2 separate regions of the Homo sapiens genome follow, and region 1 is linked to region 2. Evidence: chromatin loops called from intact Hi-C (ENCODE). Cell type or tissue: HCT116. All regions are shown on one strand.

The links. A loop is a pair of places that touch in the nucleus more often than their neighbours do. Peaks named below come from ENCODE experiments on the same cell type or tissue, not always from the same donor. Only the 100,000 strongest peaks of a DNase experiment are listed, where the experiment ranks them.
Region 1: a loop joins it to region 2, with 17 times the contacts of the local background. A loop is called at or near these places in 53 of 110 quality-filtered maps.

What each region holds. Positions count from the first base shown.
Region 1 is chr17:76,009,401-76,017,400 of GRCh38, forward strand. It overlaps EVPL (envoplakin), which reads right to left. Exons shown (of 22, transcript NM_001988.4): 15 at 6,050-6,228; 16 at 5,827-5,965; 17 at 5,516-5,709; 18 at 5,026-5,176; 19 at 2,606-2,689; 20 at 2,372-2,482; 21 at 2,176-2,268; 22 at 1-1,143. Among named protein-coding and RNA genes, the nearest start is that of CDK3, 13 kb to the left of the region's middle. In HCT116, CTCF peaks have their summits at 4,983 (motif pointing right) and 5,183; a DNase peak (open chromatin) is centred at 4,951; H3K27ac peaks cover 662 bases.
Region 2 is chr17:76,294,356-76,302,355 of GRCh38, forward strand. The region is part of intron 3 of QRICH2 (glutamine rich 2); the gene reads right to left. Among named protein-coding and RNA genes, the nearest start is that of QRICH2, 9.9 kb to the right of the region's middle. In HCT116, a CTCF peak has its summit at 4,915; no DNase peak of the experiment used is centred here.

The DNA.
Region 1 (8,000 bases), 280 kb before region 2:
ACGCAGCACCTCGGGGCTCCTCTCATGCCTCACCACCTCCTGGGTCACCTCCTTGTACTCCACCGTGGGCTTCTGGGCCCGCAGGACCTCCAGGTCGGGCAGCAGCTTCTCCACCTCCTTCTCCACACCGCTCCTCTTGCCCGCCATCTCCTGCAGCTTGGCCTTGAGCCGAGTGATCTCCTGCTCTGTCTCCGGATCCACCTGGAAGATCTCGTGGACGCGCTCCTGGAGCTGCACTTTGGGCCTCTGCTTCTCCACCACGCTGTACTTGCTGTGCAGGTCGCTCAGCTCCCTGGCCAGCGTCGCGTTCTTGGTCCTCTCCTCCTCGAGGAGGCTCCTCAGCCTGGAGGACTCCTGGAGGAGCCCTGGGTCCTGCTCCACCTTCTTCACCTCCTTCACGATGACCTTGGGCTCCACCGAGCTGATAGCCCGCTCCAGGTCTTCGATGCGAGCCTGTAGCTTGGCCACAGCCTCCTCCGCCTGCTTCCTCCGCGCAGCATCCTCCTCCATCTGCAGCCTCAGAGCCTGGGCTGCCTTGACCATTTCCAGATTCTTCTCCACCTTGACTACCTCTTTCACCACGACCTTCTCCTTCACGTCCACCTCCCTCTTCTCAAGGGCCAGTAGCTCCTTCTTCAGCCCTTCCAGCCGGGCCGAGATGACGGCATCCTCCCCGCGGAGCTGCTGGATCTGGATCCTGAGCTGGGCCGCCTGGCTGTCCAGGCCGGGGTCCCTCTCCACCTGGGTGACCTCCTTGGTCAGCAGATGAGGCTGCATGGTCTTCCTCTTGCTTTCCAGCTGCACGACCTTCTGGGCTGCCACTTCCAGGTCTGCCTGCAGGCCAGCCCGCCGCTTGCCCTCCTCCTCCACCTGGGCCTTCACCCTGGACAGGCTGCCCTCCAGCTGGGGGTCCCGGTAGAACTCTACCACTTCCTTCTCCTCCAGCCTCTCCAAGGGCCGCTGGGTCCTCAGCTGCAGCAGTTGGCTCCTCTGCGCCTCCAGCTCATGCTGCACCCGGGCCACCCGCTTCCTCTCCTCTTCCAGCTGGGCCTTCAGGGCCTCTGACTCTCTCCCTGCTTGGGCAGGGCTCTCGGAGCCCTGCTTTGCATCATGGGTCCTTCGGATGTCCTCACTGAGCTCCTTCTGCAGAGAGGAAGAAGGGTAGAGCACGGGGTGGGCGGTAGAGATAGGAGCTCCATGTTTTTCCTGAGATGAAAGACCCCTCCCTGTTTCCTGAGACTCCCCAGTGGGTCCTCAGAGGTGGAGCTGAAGACCTAAGATGCTTGGATATAGGATTTTGAGAAGACCCAGTCAATGCAATGATTTTAGGACCCAAGGCAGTGCGCAGGCCTGGTTTGCATTAGAAAGTGCAAGTAAGGGCCAGGTGCAATGGCTGATGCCTTTAATCCCAACACTTTGGGAGGCCAAGGTGGGCGGATCACCTGAGGTCAGGAGTTCGAGACCAGCCTGATCAACATAGTGAAACCCCATCTCTACTAAAAATCCAAAAAATTAGCTGGGCGTGGTGACGCATGCCTGTAATCCCAGTTACTCAGGAGGCCGAGGCAGGAGAATCGCTTGAACCAGGGAGGCGGAGGTTGCAGTGAGCTGAGATTGTGCCACTGCACTCCAGCCTTGGTGATAGAGCGAGACTCCGTCTCAAAAAAAACAAAAAACAAAAAAAAAGTGCAAACAGGACAGGTTCTCCCTGTCCCTCCAGAACCTCTCCCTTTTCCCCTTCCATCCAGGGACCCTGACTGTGGCCGAGGGTAACAGAAAAGCTGGCAAGTCACCAGGAGTCCTGGAGAAGTTCTGGCTTGAGGGTGTGTAGGCCGAAGGTGGAGAGCCAGGTGGCTGAGGGTGAAGCTCTAGGGGATTTTCTCTGCTCTCTGGGGTTAGAGGTCTTGTCCCATTGGAGGATGCCCAGTGGCCATGAATGCCATCTCCAGGGCCTAACCCTGGGATGGACACCAGCCTGTAAGAGCTGCTGGAGAGAAAACTGGGTGGCTGGAATCCGCTCCCCTCTCCAGCAGCCAGAGCTGCCCAGGGGCTGCAGGCAGGAGGGAGAGGAGGGAAGGAGACTACCAGGGTGACAGCCTGGCATTTTGGGAATGGAGTGGGCATTCCTGGTTATTCCTGGCTATTGTGGGAAAGCTGTAGGTGTTGTCTGTGTACCTTCTCCAGCATTTTTCTAGCAAACTCCAGCTGCTGGAGCAGCTGCTGCTGTGCTGCTGCAACCTCAGTATAGGCCTTTGCAAGGTTCTTCTCCTGGAGAAGGCAGAGGGAGAGGGGAAGGGCAGAGTCAGCTCCTGCCTTGGACCCTACAGAGCTGGTGTCAAGGTCCACTGAGCCCCGCAAGGTCCCATCTCACCTGGGCTTGGATGCTCTCTTGCAGGGGAGCCACTCGGGGTCTCTTGGGGGCTGACACTGCCAGGGTGGGCTCCAAAGAGCAGCGGTAGGTGTCTGCCTGGAGCTCATAGTCCTGAGCAGGGAGGAAAGGACAGCAGGCTGGCAACCAGTGGGGGAGGCTGGGTGTGGGGGATAGGGCTGGAAGAGGGACAAGGGTGATGCATGGAGAGGGGCAAGCTGAAGGCAAGCTGCTTACCTGGAGCGCTGCCTGCAGGGCCTGGGAGAGGTGGGATGCTGTGGCCCTGTCCCGCTCTCGGCTCTGGATCTCCTGCGTCAGCCTCTGCCAGGGAAGAACCCAGAGTCAGGAGGCCAGGAAATGCCAATCACCCTGACTCTCCTCTAGCCAGTGCCTCCAGGGCCACAGTCAGGCAGAGCTGCCTCCCAGGGACAAGAAAGGGCAGGGAGGGAGACCTGGGCCAAACTCCCTCCTTTCCCTGACATCATTCTCTCTGCTTTTCCTCCTTCCTCTCCGAGGCACCTTGGCAGAATCCCTTTCTTTCCTTTTTTTTTTTTTTGAGACCAAGTCTCACTCTGTCACCCAGGTTGGAGTGCGTGATCTCGGCTCACAGCAGCCTCCTGGGTTCAAGCGATTTTCATGCCTCAGCTTCCTGAGTAGCTGGAATGACAGGTGCCTGCCACCATGCCAGGCTAATTTTTATATTTTTAGTAGAGATGGGGTTTCGCCATGTTGGCAAGGCTGGTCTCGAACTCCTGACCTCAGGTGATCCGCCAGCCTCGGCCTCCCAAAGTGCTGGGATTACAGGCATGAGCCACCTTTCTTTGGCCTTGTGCCCCTCAGAGTTCCGTTCTAGCACAGTAGTATCTGCGAGCATCACCTGGGGCCTGTGGGAGGCAGGCAGGCATGCAGGGCCCACCTGCACATCAGATCCAGCAGGTCCGGGTGGCCCTGAGAATTCATATTTCTTTCTTTTCTTTTTTTTTTTTTTTTTTTTGAGACGGAGTCTTGCTCTGTCGCCCAGGCTGGAGTGCAGTGGCGCTATCCGGACTCACTGCAAGCTCCGCCTCCTGGATTCACACCATTCTCCTGCCTCAGCCTCTCGAGTAGCCGGGACTACAGGTGCCCAGCACCGTGCCCGGCTAATTTTTTGTATTTTTAGTAGAGATGGGGTTTCACCGTGTTAGCCAGGATGGTCTCGATCTCCTGACCTTGTGATCCGCCCGCCTTGGCCTCCCAAAGTGCTGGGATTACAGGCGTGAGCCACCGCGCCCGGCCTGAGAATTCATATTTCTGATAAGTCCCCAGGTGATGCTGCTACAGCTCATCCAGAACCATGGCTCCAATTGGAAAGTTCTCAATACGGGATGCCCACTTTTATTCACCTGGGAACTTAATATACTGATGCTCTGACCACAATAATCCAACTTATTTGGTCTGGGGAGGGGTCCTGGCCTGGGGATGTTTTAAAAGCTCTCTGGGAGATTCTAGTTTGCAGCCAGGGCTGAGAATCTCTGTCCCAGGCCCCCTTCCCAATGTCACCTCCCTACTCTCTCCCCAGATATTCTCATTTTCCGGCAGTCCCAGACCCATCTTTGCTCTCACGAGCTCCTAGGGGAACCCCCAGCCCCAGTTCCCTCCCATATGCCTACGTCCACCTCCCCGCTGCCCTCGGCTGTCCTGGCCACCTCATTTCAGCATGACCCAGCCGGCCCCATTCCTCTCCCCAAATATGCTCTGTTTCCTGTGTTCCCGCCTCAAGTGGAGGTGCCCCCTCTTCCCAGTTGTCCCCAACAGAACCCTGGGCATCACCGGGCCCCGTCCATCTCACTCACTGTCCCCTTCAAGCAGTCACCAAGTCCACCTAATTCTGCCATCTCCATCTCAGATCTGCCCACCTCGCCCTGTGCCATGGTCCCTTCCCCGGCCAGGCCACCACTCTCTCTCCGCTGGATTTCCACCCTGGCTCCTCGTGGGCCTCCGTGTCTTCATTCCCACCCTCTTAGTCATTCTCTACATGGCAGCCAGAGCCAGCTTCTAAACACTGGCCTGGAAGCATCCCCTCCCCAGCAGCTTCTGGGGGCTGCAGGAGAGAGTGCAGCCTGGGTCCTGTGCCGGAAGGGCCTGTGTGGTCTGCCCATCTGGTCGCCCTCGCCCCTGAGTCCCCCTCCTTTCCCCTGACTGCCATGCCTTCTGCATGGGACATTTCATCCCTCCCCCGGCTACACTTGCTTCCTCCCACACTACCGATCCTGACCCGCAAGTGTGTCCAGCCTGGGGGCACCCACAGCACTCCAGCTTCTCCCACCAATGCTTGTCGGCATCACAGACCTCCCCCACCAGGCTGGGAGCTGCCAGGGTGCAGGGTTGTACCCCAGTGAACACATTGCCTGGTACATGGCAGGGGCTTGATGAGCATGAGAAAGTGGCCGGAACCCTCAGGGCTCTGTGGCCTGAGCTTGTAAATCCCACTGCCCCAGTCGGGCCAGACAGAGATGGGCTGGCCCCGTCTGTGGGCAAAGAGGAGCATTTCAGCTGGAGGCCAGGGAAGGGGCCCAGGGCCTCCGTGGCCTGGGCTTTGAAGCCCCTTAGAGCGCTTCTGAGCTTTGGCCACTAGGGGGCCACATGGGCACAGGCAGCTGTCCCTGCCCCAGCCTCACCTTCTGCGCCTGCAGCTTGTAGGCGATCTGGCTGGGGCCGTCGCTGGGCCGCACCTGGCTGCGGGGCAGGTGCTCCAGCCAGGAGCTCAGGTTATCCTTGCAGTTCTTGAACTGCTGGTAGGTGAGGGCGGCATCCTGCACCACCTTCTCCCTGCAGGAGGACGAGGCCCAGAACAGAGATAAGACCTGCCCCGTGGGGACAGGGGCAGGTGCACAGGGAGGCTGATGGGAGCCTCCTCCTGGGGGCAGGTCAGGAGGCCCGAGTGGCCTGCTGTGCAGATCCCCACTCCCTGACCCTGGGAATTCAGAGATGGGACAGTCTCTACCAGGCACCACCCTGGGAGGTAAGTGCTGTTGTTATCCCATTTTAGAGATGAGGAAACAGCTTCAGAGACGTGAAGTCACTAGCCCAGGATCACACAGCTTGTAGACAGCAATGCCTGGCTCTGCACCAGCCCACACCCTGTGCCCCGAGGACCCAGTCGCTCACCGCAGGTCCAGCTGGTCCCCTACGGCGTGGTAGCGGTCGGTGAGGGCTCGCACCTGGCGCTGCTGGCGAGGCAGGTCTTGGCAGAACTCCTGGAAGTTGTTCTGCAGGGCAGCGCATGCGTGCTCCGAGGCCTTCAGCGCGCGGTGTAGCCGCAGCACGCAGGTCTGCTGTTCCAGCAGCTCCCTCCGCTGGCGCTGCAGGAGGAGGGGACGCAGCCGTGCACCCTCGTGGCTGGGGAGACGCCGTGTCCACCCACCCGCCCCTGAATGCTGGGTTCCCCTGACACCAGGAGGCCCCGGCTGGTCCCTTACCTGCAGCTCGCTGACCCTCTCCTGCAGAGCCCCCGGTTCAGCAGGGATGGGGGCCTCCTGCACCAGGGTGGCCTCGAAGCCTCGGATGACCCTGTCCGCATCCTGGATCTGCCGCTCCAGATCCAGGGCAGCCTTGGCTCTGCCGCAGAGGAGGCAAGGCTCAGACACTCCCTGGGCCACACGCTGCTGCCCTGCGTGGCTGCCCTGTCCCCAGAGCACTCACTTCTCCCCGTAGAGGCTGCACAGAACCTGCACGTCACTGAACTTGTTCTTCACGCTGTTGAGGGCTACGGGCAGCTGCAGGGCAGCGGGGCCCACGGGCCGCGTGGACAGAAACGCCTCGCACTCCTTCTGGGCTGTCTCCTTCTCCGTTCCCAGGCTCTGCAGGCGCTGGGCTGTGCCCTAAAGAGGGGCGGGGTCAGGGATCTCTGGGCAGGTGGGTTCCGCCCGACTCTTCTACCAGGATACCCTAACTCTGCGCCCATGGAGGCAGTAGAGTGTGGTGGGTACATGCTTGGGCTCAGGCCAGAGAACTGCGTTCAGTCCTGGCGCTACTCGTTCCTCTGTGGATGACCTGGGGCAGAGCAAACTGTCTGACCCTCAGTCTCCTCATCTACAAAATGACTGATAGGAGGGGCCGGGCGCAGTGGCTCACACCTGTAATCCTAGCACTTTGGGAGGCCAAGGCGGGTGGGTTGCTTGAGGTCAGGAGATCGAGACCAGCCTGGCCAACATGGCGAAACCCTGTCTCTACTAAAAATACAAAAATTAGCCGGCCGTAGCAGCGCGCACCTGCAATCCCAGCTACCCAGGAGGCTGAGGCAGGAGAATTGCTTGAACCCCAGGAGGTGGGGGTTGCAGCAAGCTGAGATCACACCGCTGCACTCCAGCCTGGCAGACAAGAGCAAGACTCCATCTCAAAAAAATAAAATAAATAAAAAAGAATGATTGATGGGAGGATGACACAAGAGCCTGTGTCCTGAGCTCAGCAGTGAGCGCCAGGCACAGTTACCTACAGTCATCTTCATGTCACTGTCCTGCTCACAAGACCATCAGGTCCCCTGGCCCTGTCGCTCCAGCCAAAGCCCTGGCTCTGCCCACTAGGGACTGTTGCCCTCATTCTTTCATCAGTTATTCACTCATCTGCCTGGTCCATCACCGAGCAGTGCTGACTCTGCACCAGGCACCACCCACCGCCCAGTCTAACTGGGCTTCTCCTGGACCCCAACACCGCTGATGTGGCAGATGCTATGACTTCAAAACCTAAGGACCCAGCTTCTTGGGAGGTGAAGACAGGGGGATTGTTTGAGACCAGGAGGTTGAGGCTACAGTGAGCCTTGATCATGCCACTGGCCCTCCAGCCTGGGCAACAAAGCAAGACCCCGTCTCAAAATAATAATAATATGGCCAAGTGCAGTAGCTCATGCCTGTAATCCTAGCACTTTGGGAGGCCAATGCGGGAGGATCGCTTGAGCTCAGGAGTTTGAGACCAGCCTGGGCAACATGGCAAAACCCCATCTCTACCAAAAAAATTAGCTGGGCTCAGTGTTGTACCTGTGGTCCCAACTACTCGGGAGGCTGAGGTGGGAGGATCACTCAAGCCTGGGAGGTGGAGGTTGCAGTGAGCTGAGATTATACCATTGCACACCACTGCACTCCAGCCTGGGTGACAAAGTGAGACCCCATCTCATAAAACAAAAAACAGACCAGGTGCGGTGGCTCACGCCTGTAATCCCAGCACTCTGGGAGGCCGAGATGGGTGGATCACTTAAGGTCAGGAGTTCGACATCAGCCTGGCCAACATGGTGAAACCCCATCTCTACTAAAAATACAAAAATTAGTTGGGCATGGTGGTGTGTGCCTGTAATCCCAGCTACTCCGGAGGTTGAGGCAGGAGAATTGCTTGAACCTGGGAGGCAGAAGTTGCAGTGAGCCAAGATCGTGCCACTGCACTCCAGCCTGGGTGATGCAGAGAGACTTTGTCTCAAGAAAAGAAAAGAAACTGGTTTGGAAGGATAACCCAGACTGCGGCCCGGTGTGGGTTTCACTCTGAGCACTTTTGGGAGTGTTGAGTCCACGTGCTGTTCTTGGGTAAGGAGTTTACACAATGCTGCAACCTCCCCAGGTAGGCTCCCCCTTGCAGCCAGGGGACATCTCTTCCTAAGATTCTCCAG
Region 2 (8,000 bases):
GGAGGTTGCCGTGAGATTGTGCCATTGTGCTCCAGCCTGGGTGACAAGAGTGAAACTCCATCTCAAAAAAAAGAAAAGGAAAAGAAACACACTGACGTTCTGGGAGGCTAGGTCTCCATATTTTTGAGACTCTGCATATTTGAAAATGGCATGTACAAAAATATGTAATTTTTGTGGCCAGGTGCGGTGGCTTATGCTTATAGTCCCAGCACTTTGGGAGGCCAAGGCGGGTGGATCATTTGAGGTCAGGACTTTGAGACCTGCCTGGCCAACATGGCAAAACCCCATCTCTACTGAAAATACAAAAATTAGCTGGGTGTGATAGTGCATGCCTGTAATCCCAGCTACTCAGGAGACTGAGGCAGGAGAATCGCTTGAACCCGGGAGGTGGAGGTTGCAGTGAGCCGAGATTGCACCATTGCACTCCAGCCTGGGTGACAGAGTGAGACTCCTTCTCAAAAAAAAAAAAAAAAGTGTAATTTTTCTTCATAAAAGATGGGGAAAACTGCAAAATACAAGTGATCTCTCTGGACTTTTGCTTAGCCTTTAAATAAAGGACATAAGTAATTTATTAAGTTTAAAATATAAAGTCTGGGTCTGGCACGGTGGCTCATGCCTGTAATCCCAGCACTTTGGGAGGCCGAGGTGGGCAGATCACAAGGTCAAGAGATTGAGACCATCCTGGCCAACATGATGAAACCCCGTCTCTACTAAAAACAAATAAATAAATAAATAAATAAATAAATAAATAAAATTAGCTGGGTGTGGTGGCACGTGCCTGTCGTCCCAGCTACTTGGGAGGACAAGTCATGAGAATCGCCTGAACCCAGGAGGCAGAGGTTACAGTGAGCTGAGATCGCACCACTGCACTTCAGCCTGGGTGACAGAGCAAGACTCCATCTCAAAAAATAAATAAATAAAATAAAATAAAATATAAAGTTTGCTCCATTGTTGACCCATTGCTGCTGATAAAAGTGTATACTGGAATGCATGTAAACCATATATTTAAAATGTATAGGCTGGGCACAGTGGCTCACGCCTGTCATCCCAGCATTTTGGGAGACCAAGGCAGGTGGATCATTTGAGGTCAGGAGTTCAAGACCAGCTTGGCCAACATGGTGAAACCTGGTCTCTACTAAAAATATAAAATATTAGCCAGGTGTGGTACTGCACACCTGTAATCCCAGCTACTCAGGAGAATCACTTGAACCCAAAAGGCAGAGGATGCAGTGAGCCGAGATCACGCCACTGCACTCCAGCCTGTGCAACAGAGCGAGACACCATCTCAAAAAGAAATAAATAAATAAAATGTAAACATGCAAACCCATGGACCCAGAAACTCCATAGACAGGAATTTTCTCTATGAATCCTCACCAAAGGATGCCAAGCTATACATACAATGATGGGGTCTGCAGCATCTTGATAAAATAGATCATCAATAAGGGACTGAGATATTTCTGGTCACCAATACAGTAGATGCTATGAATCCATGAAAAAGAAGAATGAACCACTGCCATTTCCAGCCAAGATGAAGTTAACAGGGGCTGGATTTACCCTCCTGTCTGTGACAAGAAAAAACAAAACTGAGGCTGGGCGCAGTGGCTCACGCCTGTAATCCCAGCACTTTGGGAGTCCGATGTGGGTGGATCATGAGGTCAGGAGTTCAAGACCAGCCTGACCAACATGGTGAAACCCCGTCTCTACTAAAAATACAAAAACTAGCTGGGTGTGGTGGCACATGCCTGTAATCCCAGCTACTTAGGAGGCTGAGGCAGGAGAATTGCTTGAACCCAGAAGTCGGAGGTTGCAGTGAGCCGAGATAGCACCATTGCACTCCAGCCTGGGAGACAGAGTGAGACTCTATCTCAAAAAAACAAACAAACCCAACAACAGCTATGAAACGGTGGTTTCCTACATACTGGATATCAAGTTATGAAGGACAATAATCCCCAAGCGGTGGAGAAAGGAAAACTGGGAAGCCTGTATCACCCTGGCTTGCTGCCTTGCTGGAGTTTCCAGACTGCAGTGCAGGGAGGGGGAATTGAGGTGGAGTCTGGCAGACTCTCTGAGTTGAGGAGACAGAAGTGAGCATTCAGGGAGATTCAGGCAACTGAAGGTCACAGGATAGAGTATCAGAAAGAAGGGAGTTATCCAGGCGTGGTGGCTCATGCCTGTAATCCCAGAACTTTCAGTGGGTGGATTACCCGAGGTTAGCAGTTTGAGACCAGCCTGGCCAACAAGGCGAAACCCCATCTCTACTAAAAATACAAAAGTTAGCCAGGCACAGTGGCACATGCTTGTAGTCGCAGCTACTTGGGAGGCTGAGGCAGGAGAATCACTTGAACCCAGGAGGCGGAGGTTGCAGTGAGCTGAGATCACACCACTGCACTCCGGCCTGGGCAACAGAGCATGGCTCTGTCTCAAAAAAAAAAAAAAAAAAAAATAACCAGAAAGAAGGGAGATGACAGAAAGCCCACTCCCACTCCAGAGGTCTGTGGAGGATCCCCTCCGAGTGATGAGCACGCATTTGATGAGTACATGCATGTGGGGAGACGTCCCAAGATTGGGGAAAGAACCACCTGCAGGGCTTGAAGAAGCAGTGCCCTGCCTGCCATGGGGCTGGAAATGGTGCCTGTTCTTATCAACCAGTTTGGAAAAACTCATCATTCAAGTAGCACAGAGCAGAGTGTACTCAGAAAAGTGTTGCCTCAGAAATGGAGAATAATCAGCCCTAGACTGAACACACCTATGGACCCACCTAACAAATCATAAAATCATAAAAGCAAGGCCTGAAGCAATCAAACTGTTTTTAAGTAGCTGTGTCCTGGGGGAAACAGGCTCAATAAAATGTATAAGAATACAAAAATATGGCCGGGTGTGGTGTCCCACACCGGTAATCCCAACACTTTGGGAGGCCAACGCGGGAGGATCACCTGAGTGCAGGAGTTCGGAACCAGCCTGGCCAACATGGTGAAACCCCGTCTCTACTAAAAATACAAAAATTAGCCAGGCATGGTGGCACACACCTGTAATCCCAGCTACTCAGGAGGCTGAGGCAGGAGAATCGCTTGAACCCAGGAGGCGGAGATTGCAGTGAGCAGAGATTGTGCCACTGCACTCCGGCCTGGGCGACACAGCAAGACTCCATCTCAAAAGAAAAAAAAAATACAAAAATATGTACCATCCAATGCAGGAAAAGTCACAATGGCTGGCACCTGATCAAAGATTGCCAGGCATACAAAGAGGCAGGAAGACATGACCCATAATGAGGAGATAACTCAACCAACTGAGACCAACTCAACACTGGCATATGTGTTAGAATTAGCAGAGATGGATATTAAAACAGTTATTATGGCTACACACACACAAGCACACACTTTAGAGACAGGGTCTCACTCTGTCACTCAGTCTGGAGTGCAGTGGCATGATCACAGCTCACTGCAACCTTTAACTCCTGGGCTCAAGCAATCTTCCCCCTTCAGCCTCCCAAGTAGCTAGGACTACTTAGGAATCTGTTTTTTTTTTTTTTTTTTTTTTTTTTGAGACAGAGTCTTGCTGTGTCACCCAGGCTGGAGTGCAGTGGCACAATCTCAGCTCACTGAAACCTCCGCCTCCAAGTTTCCAGTGCCTCAGCCTCCTGAGTAGATGGGATCACAGGCACGCACCACCATGCCCGGCTAATTTTTTGAATTTTTCAGTAAAGATGGGGTTTCACCATGTAGGCCAGGCTGGTCTTGAACTCCTGACTTCAGGTGATCCATCCACCTCAGCCTCCCAAAGTGCTGGGATTACAGGCATGAGCCACGCTGCCTGGCTTTCTGGCTAATTTTTTTTTTTTTTTTTTTTGAGACGGAGTCTCACTCTGTCACCCAGGCTGGAGTGCAGTGGTGCAATGTCGGCTCACTGCAAGCTCCACCTCCCGGCGCCATTCTCCTGCCTCAGCCTCCCGAGTAGCTGGGACTACAGGCGCCCACCACCACGCCCGGATAATTTTTTTGTATTTTTAGTAGAGACGGGGTTTCACCGTGTTAGCCAGGATGGTCTTGATCTCCTGACCTGGTGATCCGCCCGCCTCAGCCTCCCAAAGTGCTGGGATTACAGGCATGAGCCACTGCCCCCGGCCACGTGACCTTTTAAAAACTTTTTGTAGAGACGGGGTCTTAATATGTTGCCTAGGCTGGTCTCAAACTCCTGGCCTCAAGCACTTCTCCCGCCTTGACTTTAAGTACTGGAATTAAAGGCGTGAGCAACCATGTCTGACCTCTTTGTCTTTTTTTTAAGACAGAGTCTCGCTCTGTCGCCCAGGCTGGAGTTCAGTGGCGCGATCTCGGCTCACTGCAACCTCTGCCTCCCGGGTTCAAGCGATTCTCCTGCCTCGGCCTCCCGAGTAGCTGGGATTACAGGCGCATGCCACCACGCCCGGCTAATTTTTATATTTTTAGTAGAGATGGGGCTTCACCATATTGGTCAGGCTGGTCTCAAATTCCCGACCTCAAGTGATCCGTCTGCCTCGGCTTCCCAAAGTGCTGGAATTATAGGTGTGAGCCACAGCGCCCGGCCCTGAGTGTAGTTTTTATTTGCTTTTGTAGCTTTTCAAACTTTCTTTACAGTCTGTCCTGAAATGCAGGGATCTTTCCTTATTAGTGGGCCATGGTGACAGACCCTGGAAATAAAACTTCTGTAGGGGGCCCTCTGCTGATGGCAACTTTTGCACACAGGCATGCATCTGTCTGTCTTGAGACAGTGTACAGATGACCAAATTGTTTTCCGATCGCCAACCTACCTTCACCTGAATAAAATCAAGCTGAATATGTTCAAATGGCCCTCAAAGATGAGGCTTAACTTCCCTTTTGGTCTTGACATCCCTCCCGCTGGCTTTGGGCTAGTGGGTTATCAAAACAAGCAAGCCAACTTTGAGGGCCATTTGAAAATGTAGACGGAAGCAGGGTGAAGAGTAAAGCTTTTGGCGCCACCAAGTGGCCATCTTGGGGAGCGCCAAATATCTGGGTACAAAAGACAACCTGGGATCTCCAGGACCATTTTCTGATTTCAGGGCTCATTCTCAGAGGAAAGCGGCATCAGAAAGATGTTGCAAGAGGGGCCGGGCGCGGTGGCTCCAGCCTGTAATCCTAGCACTTTGGGAAGCCGAGGCGGGCGGATCACCTGAGGTCAGAAGTTCGAGCCCAGCCTGGACAACATGGTGAAACCCTGTCCCTAGTAAAAATACAAAAATTAGCTGGGCGTGATGGTGGGCGCCTGTAATCTCAGCTACTCGGGAGACTGAGGCAGGAGAATCATTTGAACCCAGGAGGTGAACGTTGCAGTGAGCCAAGATTGCGCCACTGCACTCCAGCATGGGCGACAAAGCAAGACTGTCTCAAAAAACAAAACTAAACGATATTGCAAGAGGACCCTGAACACAAAAGGAATGGACTAGAAAAAAGTGGCCTCCACTTTCACTTTTTTAAAGCCAAACCTTTTTTTTTTTTGAGACGGAGTTTCGCTCTTGTTGCCCAGGCTGGAGTGCAGTGATGCGATCTCGGCTCACTGCAACCTCCGCCTTCCGGTGGTTTCAAGCGAGTCTCCTGCCTCAGCCTCCCGAATAGCTGGGACTACAGGCACACACCACCACGCCCAGCTAACTTTTTGTATTTTTAGTAGAGACGGGGTTTCACCATGTTGGTCAGGATGGTCTCGATCTCTTGACCTTGTGATCTGCCTGCCTCGGCCTCCCAAAGTGCTGGAATTACAGGCGTGAGCCACCGCACCTGGCCAAGCCAAATCTTTTTTGCACATGCCACTATCGTACTGTTTTTACCGAGCAGTACATCTTCTCAGGGTGATGGCGGCAGACACCATGAGACTTACACATAAGCATAGACACCTTTAAACATTTTTACTTCTCCAGAGGTAAGAAAGCATGTGCGTTTGATTACTGCTCATAATTATGAACAACTCCAAAAGCAAATAAAGATAAATATAAATATTAAAAGATTGTTGAGAAGCAAGAGAACAAGCTCTGGTAATGGCCACTTCAGCCCTCGCACAGACCAGGATGAAAGCAGTGGGGGAGTGCCACTAGCCCCAGGTAAGCACATACAACACACCTGAGACAAATATGACCTGAGACCAATTTGACCTGCCTGCATGGTTGGTAGAGTCCTTTAGCATAAACGTAAAATAAAGATTTTGAAACTGGGTGTTAACCTCCATTATGGGTTTTGGCAGACAGTGGTGACTTTATGGAAATTGTGCGGTGTGCCTGCATCATGAGTAGAGGGCCAGGATTGAGACTGGGTGCAGTGGCTCAATCCCAGCACTATGGGAGGCCAAGGCTGGCAGACTGCTCGAGGCCAGGAGTTTGAGACCAGCCTGGGCAACATGGCAAAAACCTTTCTACAAAATACAAAATATGACCAGGCATGGTGGCTCACGCCTGTAATCCCAGCACTTTGGGAGGCCAAGGCAGGCAGATCACCCGAGGTCAGGAGTTTAAGACCAGCCTGGCCAACACGGTGAAACCCCATCTTTACTAAAAATACAAAAAAATTAGCCGGGCGTGGTGGTGGGCACCTGTAATCCCAGCTACTCGGGAGGCTGAGGCAGGAGAATCACTTGAGCTCGGGAGGTGGAGGTTGCAGTGAGCCAAGATCATGCCACTGCACTCCAGCCTGGGCAACAGAGCAAGACTCTGTCTCAAAAATGCAAAATATTAGTCAGGTGTGGTGGCATGCACCTGTAGTCCCAGGTACTCAGGAGGCTGAGGTGAGAGGATCACTTGAGTCCAGGAGGTCGAGGTTGCAGTAAGCCCTTATGGTACCACTGCACTCCAGCCTGGGCAGCAGAGCAAGACTGTCTCAAAAATATTTTTTCTTTAACATGCCCTAACATTACAACAAATGAGCCAAAATCTTGAACAAAATATATGATAGGCCAGGGCGGTAGCTCATGCCTGTAATCCCAGCCCTTTGGGAGGCCGAGGCGGGTGGATCACTTGAGCTCTGGAGTTTGAGACCAGCCTGGGCAACATGACAACACCTTGTCTCTACTAAAAATACAAAAATTAGCTAGGTATGGTGGTACGCACCTGTGGTCCCAACTACCGGGGAGGCTGAGGCAGGAGGATTGCTTGAGCCCCAGAGGGGAAGGTTGCAGTGAGCCGAGATCACACCACTGCACTCCAGCCTGGGTGACGACAGAGACTCTGTCTCAAAAAAAATGAAGAAGTCCATTTGGGACTCAAAATACATTCACTGATTCTAAGATGGACATCCTGCCCCGACACCCACACATACATTTTAACATCTCTGAAATCAGGATGTATCTTAGAGTTGGTGGTGTTTTATAATTTTTTTTTTTTTTTTTGAGACAGGGTCTCACTCTGTCACCCAGGTTGGACTGCAGTGGTGCAATCTCGGCTCACTGCAACCTCTGCCTCCCAGGTTCTATAGATTCTCCTGCTTCAGCCTCCCAAGTAGCTGGGATTACAGGCTCCTGCCACCACACCTGGCTAATTTTGTGTGTGTGTGTGTGTGTGTGTGTGTGTGTGTGTGTGTGTGTGTGAGACAGAGTCTCACTCTGTCAGCTAGGCTGGAGTGCAGTGGCACGATCTTAGCTCACTGCAACTTCGTTTCCCGGGTTCAAATGATTTTCCTGCCTCAGCCTCCCAAGTGCTTGGGATTACAGGCATGTGCCACCACACCCGGCTAATTTTTGTATTTTTAGTAGAGATGGCGTTTCACCATGTTGGCCAGGCTGGTCTCCAACTCCTGACCTCAGGTGATCCCCCACCTCAGCCTCCCAAAGTGCTGGGATTCCAGCTGTGAGCCACCGCGCCGGCCGGCACTCATTATTTATAATTCCTGTCATCCTCAGAAATGACAGGAGTCTCATCTGATGCCCTTAATGAAAACTGTACCGACCTTTCTAGGACCCCGTTTCCCCCCCACCCCACCCCCACCTCTGTAGCTGTCATGTCCATTTGTCTAGGACTTCAAGGT